3 separate regions of the Homo sapiens genome follow, and regions 1 and 3 are each linked to region 2. Evidence: chromatin loops called from intact Hi-C (ENCODE). Cell type or tissue: PC-3. All regions are shown on one strand. Region 1 has its middle 24 kb from the start of SERPINB12. Region 2 has its middle 16 kb from the start of SERPINB3. Region 3 has its middle 20 kb from the start of SERPINB13.

Region 1 (8,000 bases), 160 kb before region 2:
GATTAAAAAAAAAAACAACAAAAAGAAAACACTGTTTGATTGATTGATTCATTATTTATTTTCTTGGAGTCTTTCCAGATACAACAAAACTAATACCATTCGTTCAAGATACCACGTAAGATAGTAAAATAAAGTACATCTAGGCATTGACTTAGGATCTCTGAGTGTGGGAGAAATATTGGCTGCTGCGTCAAAGACCGAGGCCTTGGTCTTTGAGGTTCACAAAGCCCCAGGGCTGCCAGGTGGTGAGGTCAATAGGAAATGTCTGAAATTAGAGCTTGTGTGTTTATGAAATACTGGGTCACGCAGGCTGAGGGGTTCTGTGAGCATATACAGAATAGTCTGAAGGCACTTGCGGTTTTATCAGTTAGTGCATGGGGGTAAATCTGCAGCTGCTTATTTATTTGGTAACAACTTTTAATTTTGCAGTAAACCCTGTTGACAACATTGAGCTTAAAAAAAAAAAAAAAAAGAAAGAGCATATTTAATGAAAAACCAGGGGTGCTGAATTTGCTTTTCTCCTGTTGACGATGTAACTTGGATTAAAATTTCCCATTAACCACGGGCTGCACTGCCATCACTGACCACATGAAAACCAGAAATGCTAACCTGCTGGAGAAGCACGAGGGTCTCCTCCAAATGTTACAATTTAGCACATCTGGCTGCAAAGGCCTTCCATGCAGCCCTCTGGGAAGTGTGATGTTTCATTCAGATCATGTGACTATTGTCCAAATTAATTAACTCATTCTAATTCCAAGTTTTTCTTATAAGAATGACCCCAACAGTTAAATGATGTCAGTTTTATGTCAGTGTCATGAGCTGTTGCCAATAGAAAATTATTTATGTTAATTTAAATAATGGTTCCAATTTTCTTTTGTGGGATTTACAAAACTTCTGGAATATTTGTCTATTAAATGAGAAACATCTGACACTATTACGAATTTAATTGTAAATTTAAAGGTTCATAATTGAAGATAATACTTATTTCTATAGTGATAACATAAATAGAAATTTTGGTAATGTCAGTGTTTTTTTTCCACTTTTCAAAAATATGCATTTATTTTTCATCATTTGTTTCTCTACAAAAGGAAAACAATGTCACTGTTATAATGAACACATTTTCTTTTCTAAATTAAAAAAATCCCCTAAGTCAGCAATAAACTTGGAATTGGTTGTAGGGCTCATAAAATTCATAATTGTGTCCAAATACACTGTTATTTTACAAAAATAGAGGTTACAGTTGTAAAAATGTATGAACATTTATTTATTTTAGAAATTGTTTTTCCTTTAATTTTTTACATTGACATATAACAATTGTATATATTTATGGGGTATAGCGTGATGTTTTGATACATATTATGTGTAGTAATCAGATCAGGGTAATTAGCATATCCACCATCTCAAATATTTATCATTGCTTTGTGTTGGGAACACTCAATATACACCTAGCTATTAGAAGGCCTGTACTATATTATTATTAACTGAAGTCACCCCACAGTGCTATAGAACACTGTAATTTTGTATTTTTTAACAAATCTCTATCTCCCCTCCATCCCTTACTAATCTCTAGGGTCCTCTGTACAAGTTTTTAAATGTATGTACAGAATAATTGCAGTTTTTTGTGAAGCCTTCATCAGTTGGGTTTTAGAAGTGTCGGAATCTTTGAAAAACTATATTATGAATCAACTCATGTCCCATATTAGTATTAAAGTTTTGTTGTTTTTAGTAAACCAATCATTTACCTTTTCATTGCATTTCCCCTCAAAATCAGTTGGAAGTGTCTACACAAAGCATTTATGAAACAGAGCATAAGAAAACCTCAGCTTTTGCTGCTTTTAGCTAATTAAAATTATCAAAAACAAAGCCTGCAGACAGGACGCCATATAAATTAATCACCAAAGAAAGAAAGAGGGAGCTGAACAAATTTAAGAATAAGAGTTCAAACGTGTGTGATGTTTAATTTTGAAATTCTATAATTGCATTTTGGAATATTTCAACTCGTGGGAGGGATCTTTTGATAGGATTTGTACTTTTAATTAGACAACTTCATATATATATGTATTTTTTACCAGTACAGAATGAAACCAAGGTCCTCAATTTTGCACTTTCTAAACTTGGTGAAATGTTCAAAATAATCATAAACAGATAACTTATTTGACAAGTTCCGGCTTTTTGAAAACATTTTCTCTGAATAGAGGCAAAGAAACCATAGCTGTGACAATATTAGAGCTGGATTATTTAAGAATTAAATTATGGAAAAGTTTTAATCAACAATATCCCTTATGTAGAATTTGCTCTGAGCTTAGCAGGTATTTCAGCATCTACTGAAAGACTATCTTCTAACAACCCCAATTTCGTTAATCATAAAATGAGCTTTGAAGAAGATTTCTGGCAATTTTATAAAAGAATTAAAAATAATACAGCACATTGAGAAACTAAATTCTTCGGAAAAATTGTAGTGACAGCTTTGGAGACCAGGATTTCTAAAATACCTGAGATTATACAAGAATAATGATTTTGTTTGTTTGTGTTTTTTTCACACTGAGATAACAAAAAGTTTTTTCACATTTTGCTTAGTGTGTACAGATACATGCTATTTTATTTTATTTTTAATTAATTAATTATTATTATTTTTTGAGATGGGGCTGGAGTGCAGTGGGCGATCTCAGCTCACTGCAACCTTCTTCTCCCGGGTTCAGACGATTCTCCTCTCTCAGCCTGCTGAGTAGCTGGGATTACAGGTGCATGCCACCATGCCCGGCTAATTTTTGTATTTTTAGTAGAGACAGGATTTCACCATGTTGGCCAGGCTGGTCTCGAACTGCTGACCTCAGGTGATCCACCGGCCTCAGGCTCCCAAAGTGCTAGGATTACAGGCGTGAAACAGTGCGCCTAGCTAGACACATGCTATTTTAAAAGAGAATTTTATTAGGGCCGGGCGCGGTGGCTCACGCCTGTAATCCTAGCACTTTGGGAGGCCTAGGTGGGCGGATAACCTGAGGTCAGGAGTTTGAGACCAGCCTGGCCAACATGGAGAAACCGCGTCTGTACTAACAATACAAAAATTAGCCAGGCGTTGTGGTGCACACCCGTAATCCCAACTACTCGGGAGGCTGAGGCAGGAGAATCGCTTGAACCGGGAGGTGGAGGTTGCAGTGAGCTGAGATTGCCCCACTGTACTCCAGCCTGGGCAACAGAGCGAGACTCTGTCTCAAAAAAAAAAAAAGAGAATTTTAGTTTTGAAAACTTTTTTTTTTGTATAGAACGATTTTAAAGGTCCGCCGGTAAAATAAAAGCAGCTGTCAATTCAGATTTCATCTATCTATGCAACTTTAGCTCTATAACTGTAATTATTTTTGATGCCCTTTTCCCTTTCAGAATTGTCCTGGTGTGGAAGAATAATTATATGGTCGCGCTCTCTATATAACAGGGCGGAATAGTAAAAATGCTCTCCAGAAAGGAGCTTTTCAGGTTTTCTTCATCTCCATTGGCCTCAGGAGAGGTGTTATTTTTGCTAGGTATGAAGTTTTTTCTGGTTGTTGTCTCGACCCTGACACCATAGAGTTTGCTTCTTTGTCTGGGTGGATGTCAGGGCTGAGAAGGAAACAGCTCTGTCACTTGAGAACTGGCTTAATCTGTGGGGAAATCAAACTTAGTCTCTATGTTTCCTCTGTAAAATATTAACTGTTAAGGTGCCTTCCGACTCAAACGCAATGTTATCATCAACCTTTAAGAGAATCGGTCACTTCTGTTCATTTTCTCTTCCACTAGATGGCGCTGTCCGTCACATTATAACAGTGCTGCTCAGGGCCTGGAACGGTCAGTTGCTACAGCTTTTCTTTAAGGTCTGTGAACTCCCGCCCTGCCTTAGACCTTCTGCCCCTGCTGCTATGGGGACGTTGTTGAAGTGCTTTCTTCTCCTTGCCACCAAGACACTCTGCAACATTCCTTAACGTTTCATTCTAGGCCACCTCCCCAAGCTTAAAAAATTTGTTTATGGTAAGAACGGTTAATATGAGGTGTAACTTCCTAACTAATTTTCAGTGTACAACAATATATTATTATCAGCTGTAATAATAATAACAATATATTATTACAGCGTTGAACAGCAGATCTCTAGAATCTATTCATCTTGCTTAATTGAAACTTTACTTTCCGTCTTTCTAGAACTCACGTTGCACCCGGCGTGACTATGATTTACCACTCACAGTTCAGGGTGGGGACACTGAAATACGAGGCTCATAGAGTCTGGTGGTACTGGGTCTTGGTGAGTAGGAGCAAGCAAGGCACTGCCCAAAAGCACTTCTACCCGTATGAGCATCCGTCCACAGGTAAGACCCGGGGACTCAGCCCCAACTTACCTGATGTGGCTCTGTGAGCACCAGGTGTGTGGGGCCGGGAGACAGGGACCACCCTAGTTTAGCTTCCTTAAGACCTTCAACAGTGGCTCTGCAAAGTGCTTATAAAAGGAAAAATCAGTGGAATGAATCCCAGGGCAGCTGAGATCTGCTGTGGATCTACTCTGTACCAGCCATGTGCTAGATGCTTGATATACACAACCACATTTATGTGTAGCACAAAAACCCTGTAAGGTAGGGACTGGTACTTTGATCCTCACTTTGTTTCTTGAACTTTCGCTAATTGTTCTTTGCTTCTGCCTCAACTCCGCCCCTTCTGTCCCTCTCAGTCTGATATACCAATGGACTGCCCTCCTAGCTTGGTTTCCTAGATTCCAGTACCATTTGGTGCATTATTGCAATTAACTGTTGAAAATCATGAGCCTCTTTCATGTTAGGGAACTAGGTCTTCTGGGTGGAATCCAGCCCTGAAGGCTGGGAGTTGGTAACTTTGCCATGTGTTTCTTGTTGTCACGAGATGCCTCATCCCTCATTCTAGGAGTCCTAAAAATTTCATATGTCTCAGCATCTCCTGAGAATTTTGTTAAAATGCAGATTCCACGGTCCCATCTCTATAGGTTCTGACTTATTATCTAAGGTAGGCTCGAGAATGAGTATTTTGAAATAAGCATCACGGGTGATTCTGAGGCAGTTTCCAAGGATCCTGTGTTGGGAAACTCAGCCCCGTGGGGCTGGCTCATTGTCATGGATGCCCTGTCTTGGTGCCTGCTTCTTAGCTCCCTGCCTATCTCTAGAACAGGTACCCCATGTGAAACGCGCTCATCAGGAATCTGTCCCTTTGCCCCTGGGAATCTTCTGTAGTCCAAACCAGGGCCTTCACCCTCAGCTCTGTTTTCAGGTGTGAGGCTCTTGCTCTTCCTCAGAGACAGGTTCCATGAGTAACCTTTTCCTTTCGGTTGGGCCTACTCCCTATAAGCAGGGCATGGCCTCACACCCAGTGCAGGCTTGGTAATGCCTTAATTGTGGAGCACACAGAGAACAAGTGTTACCAGGACGGGACAATGGTGGCAGGAGCCATGCTTCTGCCCAGCCCTAGAGGATGATGACGATTTCTCAGGCAGGTTAAGGGTGGGGTGGAAGCTATTTCTAGGAAAGGAAAAGCAAGAACAGTGAAAGGGCAAGGTGTGTTTGGGAGCCTAGAAGAGGCTGTGTAGCTGAAATGCATGTGTCAGTGGAGAATGAGTCACAGATGCATGGTGGGGAGAGGCTGGACATCCACCCCCAGGAGATTGTCCTTCATGCTGGCTGAGGAGTCAACAGGTGTCCTTGCAAGGGGGAGACAGACTGAATGAAATTGGGGGACTCAGTAGGAGAAAGAAAAGCTGATCAGAGGCTGTTGACTCTGATATAGAATAAAAGTAATGAAGGCATAAACCAGGACAGTGGTAGAAAAACCAGACCACAGAGGAGAAAATGTAGAGAAGTTTGATAGGTAGAAGCTAAGCATCTTGAAGCCCAGTTGTGGGTAGGGGTGGGTAAACAGGAGAAATCAACAACTAACATTTTAAGCTGAAGTGAATAAACAGATGGTGAGGCCATTCTACAAGACAAATAGAAGGTGTCAAACTAAGTAACACATAGAGAGGGAAACTCTCCAAAAGAAAATGATATTTATTTCGCAGTAGCCTTGCAATAGGAATATGTGCATCATAGTAAACTAACTGTGTGTATTCAAAGAGGTTGAGGCAAGGAGAAATTTTTAAAGGTAAAATAAGGAGGATTACATAAGTTGTTTTGAATTAATTATCCTTGGCTACAAGAATCAATACCAAGGGTGGCATCAGTCCAATGTTAAACAGGCAGTTGGTGGACAGATGTCCTTGTATAAGGAATTTTTTTGTGTGAGGTTGTGATGTCCTTTGTGCAAAGTTATGGCTTTTGCAGAGTCTTTTGTGATACTTCTTGTTATCAGGTGTATGTGTATGAAAAAAATCCCTTCTTGCCTTCTCTGGCTCCATTTTGTCAAGGCTTGACATAAATGACTCCATTTGATTCTGACAACGTTCACATTTCCCCCTTTTGATCAAGATTTTGCTCTGAAAGCATCAGCGATCAGTCATCTTGATAAGTTTTGGTTATCCCTCAGTGTCAGTGTGGACCTGTCCCAGGTTGCTGATCTGATCCTCTGTTGGAGAGAAGTGACTGGTGACTAGGAGTCCGGGTCAAAATTCTTTTAGCAACATTTGAGCAACAAGGGAGGTTTGGAAGGAGTGGCTCTTGACTAAGTCGACCTGGAGTCCATTGTCAAGTTCAGTTTTTGTCTATTCCATAGGCCTTGGCTATCATCTCAAAGCACTGGGCCAGCATTAGTCTGCTAGGATTGTACTTAGCATTATCTTGCCCAAAAAAAAGGTAGGCACAAGCAAGGGAAAATTAAGAGGGGTAAGAATCTCATTATGCTGGGAGTTTTGTTCTGTCGCTGTGAGAAAAGCCATCCACAACAGTCAACTGCCTATACCTCGTCCTGGTTTGGAGTCTGAACACCTCCAGTAATGGAATTAGGTGGTCTAGTGAAGTTTTGGTGTGACCCATACATCAGGCATGAGACTTGTCCCTTAAAATTCATTTAGTTTCAGCTACAGGGCTTCAGGAACAGACCAGTTATCGTTCTTAGTTGGAGCATTGCAGCTAGATATTGGAGGAAAGTAAGATAATTCAGAACCTAGTTCAGTCTACAGGTAGATAACCAGAACTCAAAAGCAATAGGTAGGACTACAATCTAATGAAAAGCGTATTATAGCTATAGAGAAACATAGTTTTTCTCTCTATAGTAATCCTGATTTTTATCACAGATAATCAAAATAAGACTAATTTGTTTGTAAAATAAGTTTAGTTTTTATCAAATTTTACCTGATCATTTACATAGTGTGACAAGAGTAATGATTGACCACATGGTAATTTCAGATTAAAAAACCCCTTGAGGCTAGAAAACCGAATCAAGGCAGACTTCAGACTTTGTCTGCAGGACGTATAAACAACTTAAAACTAAAATCTAAGTCAAAACCTTGGTAATATAACCAACACTTGCAATTGTATCCTTTTATAAAAAGAGGAGATTCTTATTGCTAGAAAAATAAGAACATTCACAAATAGTTTCCAAATTTTGGAGGGATCAATCAGCAAAAAAAAGTAAATGTTTCCACTTTTGTTCACAAGAGTATATTTTACCAAATTGCAAGCTGTAGATAAAGAGAAAAATGGTAAAGAGAAAATTTCTTTAAATCTGGGAAGCAAAACATTTAAATAAAGAGCCAATAGTTTTCAAATAAAAGCCATAAAACATAATCTTTATCAGTTATTCAATTTCATGTAATTAATTTTTTGTTTTGCTTGATCTTGATTAGCAGTTTCACAAATTCAACAGTTTCTCCTTTAAAGTTGAGGAAAATTTTTATTCAGTCCATCATCTAAACATTATTAGAAATCTGCATTCGAGAGTACTGGTTAGAATCTTTGCCATGAATCTGACTGCAGATGCCTTTAGAGAAGAATCAAAACAATAACTGTGGATGACAAAAACTTAGAATAACCATGGTTAAAAATCTGGAAATTGATAAGAAATTTTTTTTTTGTGGCATACAA
Region 2 (8,000 bases):
CAGGTGATCCTCCTGGCTCGGCCTTCCAAAGTGCTGAGATTACAGGTGTGAGCCACCACACCCAGATGATAGAGTTTCAGTTTGAGACAATAAAGAAGTTCAGGAGATGGATGATGGTGATGGTTACACAACATGTGGATGTACTTAAGACCACACTGAAAGTACACTTAAAAATGGTTAAAATGGTGAATTTTATGTTCTGCATATTTTACCAAAATTTTAAAAACTCATGAAAAACAATCTCTTTGGTGACTTACTAATAGCTTCCTGATAATAACTTCTGTGCATCAAAATTTATTGTCTCTCACTGAAATTTTGAACCTATTTGTCTCTGTTGACCCCTCTTCCTCGGAATTCTGTATTTTGTTCTCCGGTACATCTCTGACTTCCGGTCTTCAACTCCTTCTCCATTGCCACCCCTTACATGCAGACATTTCCCAGGCATCTATCCCAGACGTTCTTCTCTCATTCTCCTTGGGTGATCTAATGGATTCAACCTGGAAGTTCTGCCATCTGTTTCTCTCAACTTTGCGCTTTTCCCTTCCTTCTTTCCCAGCTCTGTGCGGTAACCCTTCTCTGACATCTGCCATCTCCACTCCCTTAATTCAAACTTTCTCTTCCATTTGGTTTGGATCGATATTTAACATTTTTAAAATTGATTGGTATTTAACATTATTTTTATCAGTCCTTAGTGAAAAATGTGTTCTGTAACTTTTTTATCATATCAGAACAATTACCCTGCTTCCTCTCCTTCTGTTACATGGCTCTGTGAATATTTCTGTAGAACAAGTGCTGTTCTTTGGAATGCCTTCACATAACCACAGCGCTACATTATCCTCTATGCAACAAGTCTGGCTGCAACCAGGAATCATTTTTGGCTGCTTGACATTTTGATCAATGCTTCTTGAGGACCAAATGGGATCCAGGGATGGTTACATACTATGTTTGATTGTCTATTTTTAAGGGTTCTTCAGTGATCTTTTCTTTATAAAATGGATTCTTAGTTATTGTCTATGCCTAAACGGTAGGCTAAGTGAGAAGTCTCTAGCGCCTTGCCTGAAGTAGGGACTTACTGACAAATGAGGTTTACCAAGGTCTATTTTAGGTGAGAGGTGACTTGTTAAGCGCCATCCTCTGAGCCAAATTTCTGAGCCAGTCACCTCATCACACTCTTCCCATCTCATCGCCTCTAGAACCAGCTTCTGCTTTCCTGGAAATGGTCCTGCCTTTAACATAACTTTCTCCAGGACTTCCAGGAACAGCCACCATTACCCCCTTCAGTCCCTCAGTTGCCCAGGCTGGATGAAACCTACTCCTATACTTATGAGTACTTCTCTGTTGCTGCATGAGAAAACTCCTGGCCTTGACCTTGTCCCAGGGGTGTCATCTCTAACATCATGTACATTAATTATAGTTTATGTTAAAAAATTGTTCCTGAAAACCACTGCATTAAATTGAATATTTGGTCAATATTTGTTTTGATTTATAATATTATTCCAGGGATGCTTAGCTTTGCTTCTTTAAAAGTTACTACTTTAAAAAAATTACCAAAATACTAGAAGCTTGCCATAGTAAACTAAAACTGCAGAAAAGTAGGTAGGAAAATGTGAGAGGGGACTCCTCTCCTACAGGGCAGTGGTGGGAGTAATGACAATTTTCCATTCATACCTCAGCCTCCTCCAATCCTTGACTTTTGTCAAATTGCATCCCTCTGCAAACCAAAGCAAAAGAACATCTACAAGAGCTACTGAATACTCTACCTGGTGTTTTTTTTTTTTTTTTTTTGCCAATGAATTTAAATGTGACAAATTCCTTTCTACTCTTCTTAATACTTAACCCTAGTATAAGAAAAATACCCAATCAGGTAAAGCAGTATATACTATGTGACTGATTATTTTAAATTTAACTGGGATGTTTTACTGAGTATATATTTTTAAGCTACGTTGAATAAAACCCATTACATTTTATAATTTCTTTCAAGAGTGCTGTGTATTATTTAATAAGTATATAAGAGCTATTTTATCAAATAAGATAGTTTTTATTTATTTATTTTTATTATTTTTATTTCACTTTAAGTTCTGGGCTACATGTACAGAACGTGCAGGTTTGTTACACAGGTATACATGTGCCATGGTGGTTTGCTGCACCTGTCAACCCGTCATCTAGGTTTTAAGACCTGCATGCACTAAGTATTTGTCCTAATGCTCAAGTAAGATGACAGTTTTTACCATGAAATGTTTACTCATATCACAGGCCATCTTTATTATATTTTATCTTATAAAATGATTAATGTTTTAATCTCCTATTATTAAGATCTAAGATGCTATCTAAGATGCAGAATCAATACATTTTAAAAAGTATTTTGCCTACCAAATTGTCCTGAATGAAAGACCACAGAAAAATTTTTGTTCTCATTCACTTCATTAAGAGATGCAACTACAGAAAAAATTAGCTTTTATGTTTAATAATTATTTATCAAAATTTAAATATATATATTTTCAATTGTACACTAACAACAAGTATAGTGATAACTGAATCCAGATGAAACTTTTTAAACATATAGAAAAATGACCATGGGTCATAAGAACATTTTGTATTTTAAATGCATGTACGTACTTTCATTTCAGAGAAATATGGCAAGGTTATCAATAAAATACTTTCAAATGTAAAAGTATATTAAATTAGAAGAAAATTCTTTGGAGGAAGTGAAGTGGAAATATAACACCGAGGTAAAAGGAATGATGTAAAATATCTGAATGTTCAAGAGGTTTTTCATGTGTATTTCATAGGTTTTTCATGTGTATTTATTAACGATGGTGGATCTCACATGGTTAGATTTCACTGCATGCATGTAAAGAATGATGGAACTGTTTTATTTTAAAACAACAGAACTCACAATTTGCCTGAATTAAATCATCTGCAATTATTTATATTATGGGCAACATTTTAGCTATCAGCTTGGAAATGTGCAAGGAATATATGCTTTTCATAAAAATAGAAAAAAGTTATAGCGTGTTCTTGGGCAAAGGTTTCAGAGATCACCTGTAACTTGGTGTGGTGCAGCACATTGCTGGCCACACCGCCTGTGACACCGTGTGGCAGTGGCTGCAATAGCACTTCAACAGCACAAGACTTCCTGGGGACAAGAAAGGGCTCTGGCTTTTTCACTTTAAGGCAACAGCAAGGCTGAAGATTCCTCTCCTCATCCCTAAAGTTATTAAGGGGGAGAAGATCATGGGAGAGAGAATAACATCGTTCCTCAATAGCATGGGGAAGGAAGCAATTTCATCTGATTATGAAAAAGAATGTGGACTTATTTAATGATATAGTTTTTGCTTAAGTTTACCCTGGTCTTTCCCATCAGAGATTCTCTGTGTGTGATCTGTGGATCCCTGAGAGTTTCTGAGACCACAAGAACACAACCAATTTTATAATAATACTAAAACACTTTTGCCTTTTCCACTGTGTTGTGATTTGTGCTGATGGTGCAAAAGTGATGGCTAGGACTACTGTAATTTAGCATGAGGTAGGGCATGTTGGCTCCAAACTGGGCTGGTAGCCATGGATTCCTCACTGCCACACATATATGAAAACGTCATTTTTCACTTCTGAATGTTCTTGATGAAGCAATAAGTATTGTAGATTTTATCAAAGTTCAACTCTTGAATACACATCTTCTAATATTTGGTGTGATAAAATGGGAAGTATCTATAAACATCTTTAAAAAACTTGGAAATACTTATAGGTTAGCAGGAAATTGCCAAAAAATGTATAAGGAAATTTTCTACCAGTTTCCCCCAATAACAATATTTTGCACAACTATAATACAAATAGAAAAACCAGGAACTGACATTCATGCAATCCAAAAGACTCTTCAGAGGAAGGGAAGAACTTCTCAGGGTTTAAAGGATGAATAGGAGCTCAACAAGTGGTTAAGTCTGAGATGGCATGCATTACAGCAAAGGGAGGAGACACGCAAATTGTGATGGGGAAAAGCAAATAATTCTGTTTTGCTAAAGCAAGAAATGCAGGAAGAGACACTCACAAGGGTGATGAGACTGGGAAGGAAAAATTGCCTAATAATGAAGGCTTCTTGTGTCATGATGAAAGACCTGAGTTTTTTTTCTGAAGGCCCTGGGGAGCTACTGAAGAGTTTTAAGCATGTGGGTGGTATGAATAGATCTGTATTTCAGGATAATAACTACAGACTTTTTTTTTTTTTTTTTTTTTTTGAGAAACGAGGGACCAGTAGTAACAGGGAGTAATAGGAAGCCCATTAGGAAGGTTTGCAATAATGTATCTAGGTCATGAGATTTTGAGCTAACGCAATCCACGGAAGGAGGAATATTTAAGAAGCAAAAACTACAGGGCTTGGTAGTGGATGAGGGAGGTAGGGGAAAAAGGAATCTAGGATGACTCACAGATCTCTGACTTACGTGGTAGGATTTAATGATGGTACCATTCACTCACATGCTCAGTTTGGGAATATTTGAGTTTAGCTTTTTAAGAAACATCAAGATGTAGGTAGCTGGTTTTGCTAGTACAGAGTATGGTAAAATAATCAGATTACAGATACATATTTGGATGTCATCTATTTGGGACGTTGTTAAAATAATGTGAGTGGTGGAGGTCACCCAGAGAGAGAGAAGACATAATATAATAATAAGGAAGCAAAGGATGAAAACTAGGGGAAAACTAGATGTTGGAAAGAGGAAAAGGAGTTGGAATGGTGCACTGAGGAAGATGAGAGAAGAGAAATGAAAGCTAGAAGAGAATGTTCAGCATACTAAATGCAGCAGAAATGTACAGTACAGCAGGTACCCAGACATTTTGGTTTCAGGACCCCTTTAAGCTCTTCAGAATTATTAAGGAAATCTCAAAGAACTTTTGTTTATGTGCATTTTTCTAATGATATTTACTCCATCAGAAATTTAAGCAGAAAAAGTTTAAATATAAACTTATAAAATAACATCTTAATATTAAAAAACATTACAACCATTGCATGTTAATGTAAATGACACATTTTTAATTTAAAAAGCTATGTTTTCCAGTATACAAAAAATAGTGGTAAAAAAGGCATTGTTTTACATTTTTACAAATCTCTTTAATGTTTGATTTAGTGTAATTATGTCTTGCTAGATTTATGTATCTGCATGTGCCTTCAATCTGTTGCAATATGTTGTTTTGGTTGAAGAATATATGGCTTCACAGAGATATGTGGTTTGAAAATAAAGGAGTTTTTTTTTTTTTTTTTTTTTTTTTTTGAGACAGAGTCTCACTCTGTTGCCAGGCTGGGGCACAGTGGCGCGATCTTGGCTCACTGCAACCTCCGCCTCCCAGGTTCAAGCAATTCTCCTGCCTCAGCCTCCTGAATAGCTGGGACTACAGGCACGTGCCACCACGCCCAGCTAATTTTTGTATTTTTAGTAGAGATGAGGTTTCACCATGTTGGCCAGCATGGTCTCAATCTCTTGTCCTTGTGATCCGCCTGCCTCAGCCTCCCAAAATGCTGTGATTACAGGTGTGAGCCACTGCGCCGGGCCTAAAGGAGAATTTTCATAAAAGCCTTTTCAATTAACCGTGATATTTCCTTCTTTCTTTCTTTTTTTTTTTTTTTTTTTTTTTTTTTTCGCAGAGTCTCACTCTGGTGCCCAGGCTGGAGTGCAGTAGTGTGATCTGGGCTCACTGCAATCTCTGCCTCCTGGGCTCAAGTGATCCGCCCACCTCAGCCTTGATCTGCCCACCTCAGCCTCCTGAGTAGCTGGGACTACAGGTGTGCACCACCACATCCAGCTAATTTTTGTATTATTATTATTTGTAGAGACAGGGTTTCACTATGTTACCAGGCTGGTCTCTAACTTCTGGGCTTAAGTGATCCACCTGCTTCAGCCTCCCAAAGTGCTGGGATTACAGGTGTAAGCCACTGTGCCTTACAGATATTTCTTTTTTATACTACACCAACATTCAAAAAGTGGTCTATGAAGCCAATTGTTGGAACAGAGAAACGGCATCATACTGGAGCCTTTAATGAGCAACATGCTTGGTGAAATGTTGGATTAGGAAAATAATTTAACCACATGGAAGAAAGATTTAAAGGGCACACTATTATCTTGGCCTGACCTTTAAATTAATAATAATAATAATAATAAAAATAATAAAAAATTATATCCATGGGACTGTAATACCATAGTTTTGAATTTATATTACTGAGTTAATTTGAGAACTGTCAAGCTAAGAAACTGACATAAAAAACAATATGATATACCCCCCGAGTTCCTGACAAAAACAAAGACAAAACTCCTCCGAAGAGCATTTCCTCAGCCTGGATTGCACAGAATTCTTCCTCTGAAGATAAGCTTCCAAATGTAATACTGCAAAACACTGGAGGAGGTGATCTCCCAAGACTTGCGTCAGTGAACAGAGCAAACAGAAAGATTCAACTTTCCAACAGCTTCAGATAAGAGAATATGATATTTTCATTCATGTAATTAATAGGGCTAAACAAAATGATTAAACATATAAAAGACATTAATGATTAAGTAATTAAATATATACAAGGTAGAATCAAAGCCACAAGAAACTCCAAGACTGGGTAGCAGGAAGCACAGTGATGGATGCCCAGCAAAGAGGAGACTGAAGGTGAAAGGCAAGCAGGAGGGGGAGCCGGTAGGTAATTTACCCTATCGAATCCTCAGCTGTGTGAGAACCAGCAGCAGATGAGAGGGCAAAGGTGCCTCACTGCACATGGCCCCATGAGTCTTAACTGTGCTTGAGAGTGCATGGACAGTCTAGTCCAGACTTAGTCAACAGTTTATCTGTATCCAACAGAAAATATCCTTCCTGGGACTTGTCCTTCCCATCCTGAGTCAGCCTGTCTTTATACAGCTATTGAAAGTGGAGGTAGTATATTCTCTGAAGAGCAGTCTTAAACAAAAATATTCAAAAGCTTGAGTTAAGAAAAGATCAGCTTGCAATATCAGAACATACTGAAATATACCTGATTGTTTGAATGATGGATGAGAAGAAGCTTCTGAGTCACCTCCTTTGAAGTTTTCCAAATGAAGAAAGCATTCAGGTTTGAGTGCAAGAAAAGCCAGGAGGGAAGGCTTATGTAACACTCTTTTCATTTGTGTTAGTTAAAATTTTTGTTTTGATGAGTACTTGTCCAAAAGAAGGAAATCAGTGCATCAAAGAGACACCTACACTCCCATGTTATTGCAGCACTATTCACAATAGCTAAGACGTATAATCACCCTAATCGTCCATCAACAGATGAATGGATAAAGAAAATGTGGTAACTGTGCACAATGGAATACTATTCAGCCTTAAAAAAGAATAAAATCCTGTTATTCACAGCAACATGGATGAGCCTGGAGGATGTTATGTTAAGCGAAATAAGTCAGGCACAGAAAGACAAATGCAGCATGTTTTCACTTGTGTGTGAGAGCTAAAAAAAATGGAGGTCAGTGAAGTAGAGAGTAGAATTGTGGTTATTAGAGGCTGAGAAGGATAAAGGTAGGGGAGGATAGAGAGAGGTTGGTTAACAGGTACAAAGTATTAGCTAGATGGGTAGAATAAGTCTAGTGTTCTATAGCACTGTAGGGTGAATATGGTCACCAATAATTTAGTGCATATTTTTAAAAAGCTAGAGGAGAGGATTTTGAATGTTCCTAACACACAGAAATGACCAAGGCTTGAGGTGACGAATGTTAGCCAGAATGGATCACTACACATTGTACACATGTATTAAAATATCACTAATTAATCAAGTCTGTTTTGTACACTACTCTATACCAGTATAGTCCTAGGGTATGTAAAAGATGAAAAGTAAAATGAGACCAGAGTCCATGCTCATGGTGCTCAGCCACTCATTTGGTAATATCTGCCCATGAATACACATTAAATAAGTAAATAAGTAACTTGAGAGGCCAAGACATCAAATGTGTTTAGTCAATGTGCAAATATATCAACATTGATTCTGTGTGAAGGTGCCCAGGAAA
Region 3 (8,000 bases), 70 kb before region 2:
ATCTGAGTTCCAGATCTGAGTTCCAAAATAGAGATTCTCTACCAAATTTCTAGGCTCTGATATTCCCAACATTACAGTTTGTTCCCTCACTGTTGGAGTGGTCCTTCTTGTCTACAGTTACTTTGTTTTGTTGCTTCAGGGTTCCCTAACACCTGTTTATGAATTCCTCATGTTAAATTCATTCTGTTGCAATACCTGGTGTGAGTCCTTTTTTCCTGCCTCATCCCTAATTAATGCACATATGTTATTTTCAGTATTTTAGCATAATGAAAATTGCTGTTCTCAGTTCCTTTTGACATTTCACAACATCAGCTCCTCGAATATTATTTTTGGAATATTTTTATATGCTGTTTATTTAAAACATTTTCTTCTGCCTGGTAACAATTAAAAATTATTTTTAGCTATAAATATTCCAGGCAAACAGAAACAAATAGAAAACAATATGATCAGCAGATTCAACGGATAGTTACATTTTGCATATTTGTTTCAATTTCTGTTTTCAAAGACAGGAAATGTTACATATACAGCTAAACCCAATTCTGTACTTTTTCTATTCCTCAATATTGAAGGTTAATCACTGTTCTGAAGATGGTGTTTGTAACACCAGTTATGCTTCATACTTCTGAGGTAGGAGTCTGGACATGACTCAGCAGGCAAGACTCAACTCTGGCAGTGGGGTTCAGACATCAGACAAATTGAGGACTAGCTAAAACAGGGAAGAGTTGGAAGCACCTCTCCAGAAGACATGCCCACCAGTGTGCCATATCAGTTTACCCTTGCCATGGCTACACCCAGAAGTTATGGATGAAGCTGCTATGGATGAAGCTGGAGGACATTATGCTAAGTGAAAAGTAATACACAAAAAGAAAAGTACTGAATGATCTCACTTAAATGTGTAATATAAAAAAGTCAAATACATAGAGAAAGAGAATAAAATGGTAACTATCAGGGATTGGGGAGATGCAGGGAGAGGGAGAAAAAATAGAGAGATATAGGTCAAAGGATCCAAAGTTGAAGATATGTAGGATGAACGAGTCTAGAGCTCTAACGTACAAGACAAGGATGATGGTTAATAATAATGTATTATATATAAGATTTTTGTGAAAATAGTAGATTTAAGGTGCTCTTGCCACACATACAAAAAGGATAACTATGTGAGATGACGGATATATGTTAATTTACTTCACTAGAGCAACCATTTCACTGTGTACATGTATATCAAAACATCAGGTTGTATATAGAGATATAAAATAAAAAAGTAAAAAAAGATTGTGTGTTTAAAATGATATTCAAAAGAGGACATTTAAACAAAAAGGAGTTAAAATAATAAAATGCTTCAATACAAAATGTTTTAAGGGAATTTAAAAGGTGGGGAAGTATTAATTTTCATGGGCATTTTGTTGAATGACACCTCTGATGCTCAAGAACTGGAGAATGAGGCTCAAAGCTGGAACAAAGAGTCTTTAAGTGCCCTACATTCATAAAACCCCTGAGTATTGCAACAAGACACCTCGGGCTTAGGATGAAAAGGCCAAACCAGCTCTTCTGCTTCTGACCAGTTAGATGGCCACCCCCTTCTCAGTCTATTAAAAAGGGCAGGAATGAAGCAGTGGAGGTGATTCATCTGAGTTGTGAGTAATAAGCCTTTAGCAAGTGCAGTGAATGAAAATGCAGTAACGATGGGCCAACAGGTAAACAGATACAGCAGGAGTATTACTAACCACAGGTACAGTTCAGGGCCTTCATCAGTGCTTCCCCCACCAGCTACAGATATGAAGCCCCTTCATTCCACACTCCCTTGACCAAATATTCAAGGTCTCTTTCTTTGGGTTTACAAGTGTCCACAATGGAGCTGGGCATGTCCATAAGTGGTAAAAGGAGGATATCAGGAAACAGTCAGGTGATATAGTTGAGCAGTATCCTATCTGGCAAACAGCAGAGGAACAGCTGTTTAAACCCTCTCTTGGTGCCACTTGGCTCTAATCTGGCAAGGTTGTTAATCAGTTCTAAAGGACCTCGACTGGTCACATGGCTCAGTCCTGGCCAATCACTGTCTGTGTTCAGCCACAGTAGTCTGTCTGAGGGATAAGAATGTGGCCTTGGACTTCATATAAACATGATGGGACTGAAGCCCTCTTTCCTTGGGGTTACTAGATGGCATAAAGTTATCTACGTATTTCCTGAAGTCATATACTGTTCTTCTCATGGTGCAGGAAGCTTTCCCTTATACAGTAGAAGAAGATGAGACCAATACTGAGAAACAGTGCCAAGGGATGAATCTCATTTTCGCCACCCACTGACACACACATACATGCGCCCACACACACACACACACACACACACACAGAAAACCTGATCCACTCTGTTTCACAGTTCTACCAGCCAGCAAATGTCTGTAGTTGGTTAAGCTAGTTAAAGCTGGGCTTCAATTCTGGGTACCTGAAGAAGACTGGGGAATACACAGCATCTTTAGATGAAAACTTATTAATAGCAGCCAGGTTGGAATCTGTTTCTAAGGGATGGCTGGAGTCCTAGTTATTTTGGGGAATTGACTGAAAAGATTTCCACTTGTTTTACATACGGGGAGCGGCGGGGGGGTGGGGGGGGGGTGGGTGCCAATGGCACAGCTAGCATATTTTTAGAGAATTTAAATTTTGCCTTATAGTTTGCCTAGATAGAAAACCATCTATTACAGGGAGAATAAGAAAAGTAAATCTGAGAGTTAAACCTTAAAATTTTTTTCAACTTTGGTAATAGTTTTCTTTCCTTTTTTTTTTTGGAGATGGATTCTCACTCTGTCGCTAGGCTGGAGTGCAGTGGCACAACCTCGGCTCACTGCAACCTCAGCCTCCCGGGTTCAAGTGATTCTCCTGCCTCAGCCTCCTGAGTAGCTGTGACTACAGGTGCACACCACCACGCCCAGCTAATTTTTTGTATTTTTAGTAGATATGGGGTTTCACCATGTTGGCCAGGATGGTCTCGATCTCTTCACCTCGTGATCCACCCGCCTTGGACTCCCAAAGTGCTGGGATTACAGGCTTGAGCCATCGTGCCCGGCCTTCTTTGGTAATAGTTTTCAAATGAATCTCTTGCTTCTTGTTTACATCTGAGAGATGGTTTATGAATTGTATAATTCACATCTGCTTCAAGGTAGGTTGGTAATATTTCAGTGGGCACATTATTATAATTGATCAAATTCTTTGGATAAGAATGCATTTATTAATAAACAGAAACATCAGAGTAAGCTCTGAGCATTCTTTTTTGTAAGACAATTTAGGGCAATGTTGTGTTGGCTTCTATGGTGATAATCACATTTACAGAAGTATTTGGGTCAAATATAAACTACTGCCCATGTTACATTCTTTGGAAGTGATCAGCTTCTGAGGAAAGACAGAGTGGCTGGTGTTGTGGAACATGTGGAATATGCATGAGAGGTCCGATGGGGAAATGCTTACAAATGAGGACTCTGGAATCGGATTACCTGAATTTGATTTCTAGCTCCACCACCACTTAATAATGTGACTTTGAGCAAGCCATATAACCGTCTCTATCATAATTTCTTCATCTGTAAAATGGGGAGATCACCCAATAAAGTAATGCCTTGTAGGGTTGTTTTTGAGATTAAATAAGATTGTCTATACGAAGTGCTTAAGAAAATGGCTGGCACTTAAAAAATTCTCAGTAAATGTTAGCTGCTGCTTCTTTTTCCTTCTCCTTTTCATCGTCATCCTCCTCCTTCCTCTATAATTGTTTATAGTAATTGAATGCAGTAATTCTATCAGTCTGTGTCCCAGCAGGAAAGAGATGATGTATTTAACTAGGTTTTTAAAAGAGAATGTTCTTTACATAAATTTTTATTTGGAGTCATTTTAGATTTGCAGAAAAGTTGCAAAGATAGTAGAGTGAGTTTTCATATGCCAGTCACTCAGTTTCAGTTTCTGCTAATTATTGTCGTGCATTTATCAAGAATAAACCAACATTGGCACATCACTGTGGCAAGCAGAATGCTAAGATGGCCCTTAAGAGTCAAGGCCCTTGATCTATGCACACCTTCTACTAGTTATTCGATCAAATGATCCCGTGGTTGTTGCTGTGAAGGTATTTTGGAGAAGTAATTAAGGTCCCAATCAGTTGACCTTAAGATGGAGAAATTATTAGAGTGGACCTGACCCAATCCTATGAGCCCTTTAAATCTTGGTCAAGAGGTGAGAGTCAGGGAAGTCAGGGAGATGCAAAGCCTGAGAGGGTTTTGACAAGAGTGACATTCTCCTGCTAACTTTGAAGATAAGGGTTCCAATAGCAAGACTCAGAGCAGCCTCTAGCTGCTAAGAGAGGCCGTGCTGACAGCCAACCAGGAAATGGGGAGCTCATTCCTGCAATAGCAAAAAAAATGAATATGGGGAGCAACTCAGATGAGCTTGGCAGTGTATTCTTCTTCAGAGCCTCCAGAAAGGAGCACAGCCTGGTTGATACCCTAATTTCAGCTTCGTAAGACACTGAACAGAGAACTCCATCATGCTGCGCCCAGACATCTGATGAGCCAATAAATGCACACAGCTATGCAGGTGTGAGCTAATAAATTTGTTGTAATTCATTATGCAGTAATAAAAAACTAGTAAAATTACTATTAGCTAAGCTCCAGACTTTATTTAAATTTTATCATTTTAAAAAATCAATATTATTTTTCTGTTGTAAGATACAGTACAGGGTATAACTATGCATTTAGTTATCATGTCTTGGTCTCTTCTGATCCCTGGATCAATGACAATTTCTCATGCTTTCCTTGTTTTTCATGACCTTGGCAGTTTTGAGGGGTACTGGGCAGGTATTTTGTATTTTGGGCTTGTCTGATTTATTTTCTCATGATTAGAGAAGGGGTATGGGCTTTTGGAAAGGATATCACAGAGGTGAAATGCCTTTTTATTTCATCATATGAGGGGGTCCCCGATATCTACATGACATCACTGGGGTGTTAACCTTGATCACTTGGTTAAGGTAGAGTTTGCCAGGTTTTTCCAATGTAAAGTTTCTAGTTTTTCCTTTCCATACTATACATTATTTGAAAGCAAGTCATGAAGTCCAGCCCACCTTCTTAGGGGAGGGTTTAAGCTCCGCTTTCTGAAAGGGAGAATACCTGTATTATTTGGTATTTTTCTGTAAGGAAAAATTCAGGAGTATGTAAAAAAATTAATAATCAACTTTGTTAAGATATAATTTATGTAACATAAAATGTACCCATTAAAGCCTAGGATTTGATGAGTTTTGACAAATGAATACAGGAATGAAAACACCACAGTGACTAAGATACACAACACCATCCTCCAAGTTTGCTGCTTCTGCTTCCCAGGGAACCACGCATGCAGCCTTGGCCCAGCAACCTCTAGTCTGCTTTTCATCGCTACAGAGGAGATTTGCCATTTCCAGGTTTGTGTGTTTCTTGTTTTTTTTTTTTAATTTTTTAATTTTTTTATTATTATTATACTTTAAGTTTTAGGGTACATGTGCACAATGTGCAGGTTAGTTACATATGTATACATGTGCCATGCTGGTGTGCTGCACCCACTAACTCATCATCTAGCATTAGGTATATAGAGACAGCATCTTATTCTGTCACCCAGCTTGAAGCTCAGTGGTGTGATCATAGCTCACTGTAACCTCAAACTCTTGGGCTCAAGCAATCCTCCTGCCTCAGCCTCCCAAAGTGCTGGGATTACAGCCACAAGCCATCACACCTAGCCAATTTTCAGGTTTTATACAAAGGGAATGATATAGCATGTAGCTCTTTGTGTTTGACTTCTTTTGCTCAGTGGTATGTTTTTGACATTCATCAATGTTTTGGGGATGTCAGTAGATTGTTACTTTCTATTGACAAGCAGTATGTCATTATATGGAAAAGCGTATTTTGTTTATTCATCGATGGGCATTTATGTTGTTGCCAGTGTTTGGCTATTGTGAATAACTACTATGAAAATTTGTGGGCATAAGTTTTGTGTGGGCACATGTTTTCATTTCTTTTGGGTAGATACTTACAGTGAAATTGCTGGGTCATATGATAAGTGTAAGCTTCGATTTGTAAGAAACTGCCAAAGTGTTCTCCAAAGAGGTTCTATCATTTTATATTCCTATCAGCAATGCACGAGCAGTCCAGCAGCTCTGTGTCCTCTCTAATATTTAGTATGGTCAGTCTTCTTTATTATAGCCATTCTACTTGCTATAATTTAAGTAGCATCTCATTGTGGTTTTAATTTTTGCATTTCTTTTAGGACTAATTATGTGGAGCATCTTTTCTTATGCTTATTGGCCATATGCATATCTTATTTTGTGAAATGTCTGTTTAAATCTTTGCCCATTTTAAAATTATTTTGCTGATTTTCTTACTGACTTGTAATTGTTTTTTAATGTATTCTAAATACAAGGCCTGTGTGAGATCCATAGATTGCATCTTGATAATGTTTTCGAAGAGTGGTTTTAAATTTCCGTGAAGTTTAATTCTTTAACTTTATTTTATGTTTTCTACTTTTCTCTGTATTAAGAAATATTTGCCAATTTTAATTTTGCTAAAACTTTTATCCTTTTTTTCTAGAGGTTTTATAGTTTTAACTTTCATATTCAGGCCTATGAGTTATTTTGAGTTAATTTTTGTGAAGTAAGTGTTGGTGTTAACTGTTTTCTATGCAGATATTCAATTGTTTTAGGGTCATTTGTTGAAAAGACTCCTTATTCTAATGAATTAATTACCTTGGACACTTTGTGACATGTAAATATACAGGCTATATCTGAATTCTTCGTTTTTCTACTAAGCTGTGTCTATCATTATCTCGATACCACACTATCCCTGATAATAGTCCTTGTCCTGAAATTTAATTTGTCTGATATGAATGTAACTACTCAAGATTTCATATGTTAGTGTTGGCATGGTATTTTCTTTTTGCATGTTTGATTTTTATCTTAAAGGTGCCATTACATTTAAAGTGAATTTTCACATAGACATCATATATTTGGATGCTATAGTCACATCGTGAAGACAGGATAGATCCCCTCACCCACCTAAAATTGGTTGAATGTTGTGGCTGATGATGCTACACATGCACCAGGAGAGTATGAAGAGATTTATTACTCATGTAATGAGGCTTTCTGGAGAGAGCAGAGAAGATTCCCAAGCAGGCTTGAGAGAGTCAGGAGGGTCAACTGGCTTTGGCTTTTATTGTGGTTAGGGGCTGGGGCTGGGGCTGGGGTGAGGGTTTCTGTAATGGTCAGGGCTTGCTTGGTTTGAACTACCCGCAGGTACCAAGGGAGGAACCTCAGGGCTTTCTTCCCAAGCACATGTGGATCAGAGGGAGAGAGAGAAGGTGGGGTTTGATGCTGTCAGCAGTCAACCATCAAAAGTGGAGCCAGGCTCCATTACATTGGATACTTGCTTTGTAACGCAGTCTGACAGTTTCTGTCTTTCCAATAGAGTGTCCAACAGCATTTATGGTAATTATCATTGAGCTTGGGCTTGAATTTGCCATATTGCCATTTATTTTTTCCTTGTCTCATCTGTTCATTGCTCCCCTCTTCTTCTTTTCCTGACTTCCTTCTGACTATTTTAGTATTCTATTTCATCTCCACTCTTGGCCTACTCATAGCTGCTTTACAGGTTACAATATTCATATTTAACTTATTAAGGGCTACCTTCAAACAATATTATTCAACTTAATTTTTAATGTGACAACCTTACCACAGTGTACTTCCATTTCACCCTCTCATCCTTTGTGCTATGGTAGTCATTGATTTTATTTCTACATTTCTTATAGCCCCTGTAATACCTTTCTATTCCTTTTGCTTCAATTAGTCACTCATATTTTAAAATTGAGCAAAACATCTTTTATATTTATCCACATATTTACATTTGGTGTTTCTTCATTCTTTTGAAGTTTCTATTTCGTACCTACTGCCTAAAGAAGTCTTGGGGGAGGCCAGGCAAGGTAGCTCACACCTGTAATCCCAGCACTTTGGGA

The links. Hi-C counts contacts between places; a loop is a spot of excess contacts. Peaks named below come from ENCODE experiments on the same cell type or tissue, not always from the same donor. Only the 100,000 strongest peaks of a DNase experiment are listed, where the experiment ranks them.
Region 1: it touches region 2 in a loop (8-fold over the local background); 11 of 110 quality-filtered maps call a loop at or near these places.
Region 3: it touches region 2 in a loop (14-fold over the local background); 5 of 110 quality-filtered maps call a loop at or near these places.

What each region holds. Positions count from the first base shown.
Region 1 is chr18:63,514,854-63,522,853 of GRCh38, forward strand. It overlaps a transcript of SERPINB12 not described here. Among named protein-coding and RNA genes, the nearest start is that of SERPINB12, 24 kb to the right of the region's middle. In PC-3, CTCF peaks have their summits at 573 and 3,766 (motif pointing right); a DNase peak (open chromatin) is centred at 3,788.
Region 2 is chr18:63,673,640-63,681,639 of GRCh38, forward strand. No RefSeq gene overlaps it. Among named protein-coding and RNA genes, the nearest start is that of SERPINB3, 16 kb to the left of the region's middle. In PC-3, a CTCF peak has its summit at 3,094; a DNase peak (open chromatin) is centred at 3,102; H3K27ac peaks cover 4,038 bases.
Region 3 is chr18:63,603,371-63,611,370 of GRCh38, forward strand. No RefSeq gene overlaps it. Among named protein-coding and RNA genes, the nearest start is that of SERPINB13, 20 kb to the left of the region's middle. In PC-3, no CTCF peak of the experiment used is centred here; a DNase peak (open chromatin) is centred at 1,591; H3K27ac peaks cover 2,569 bases.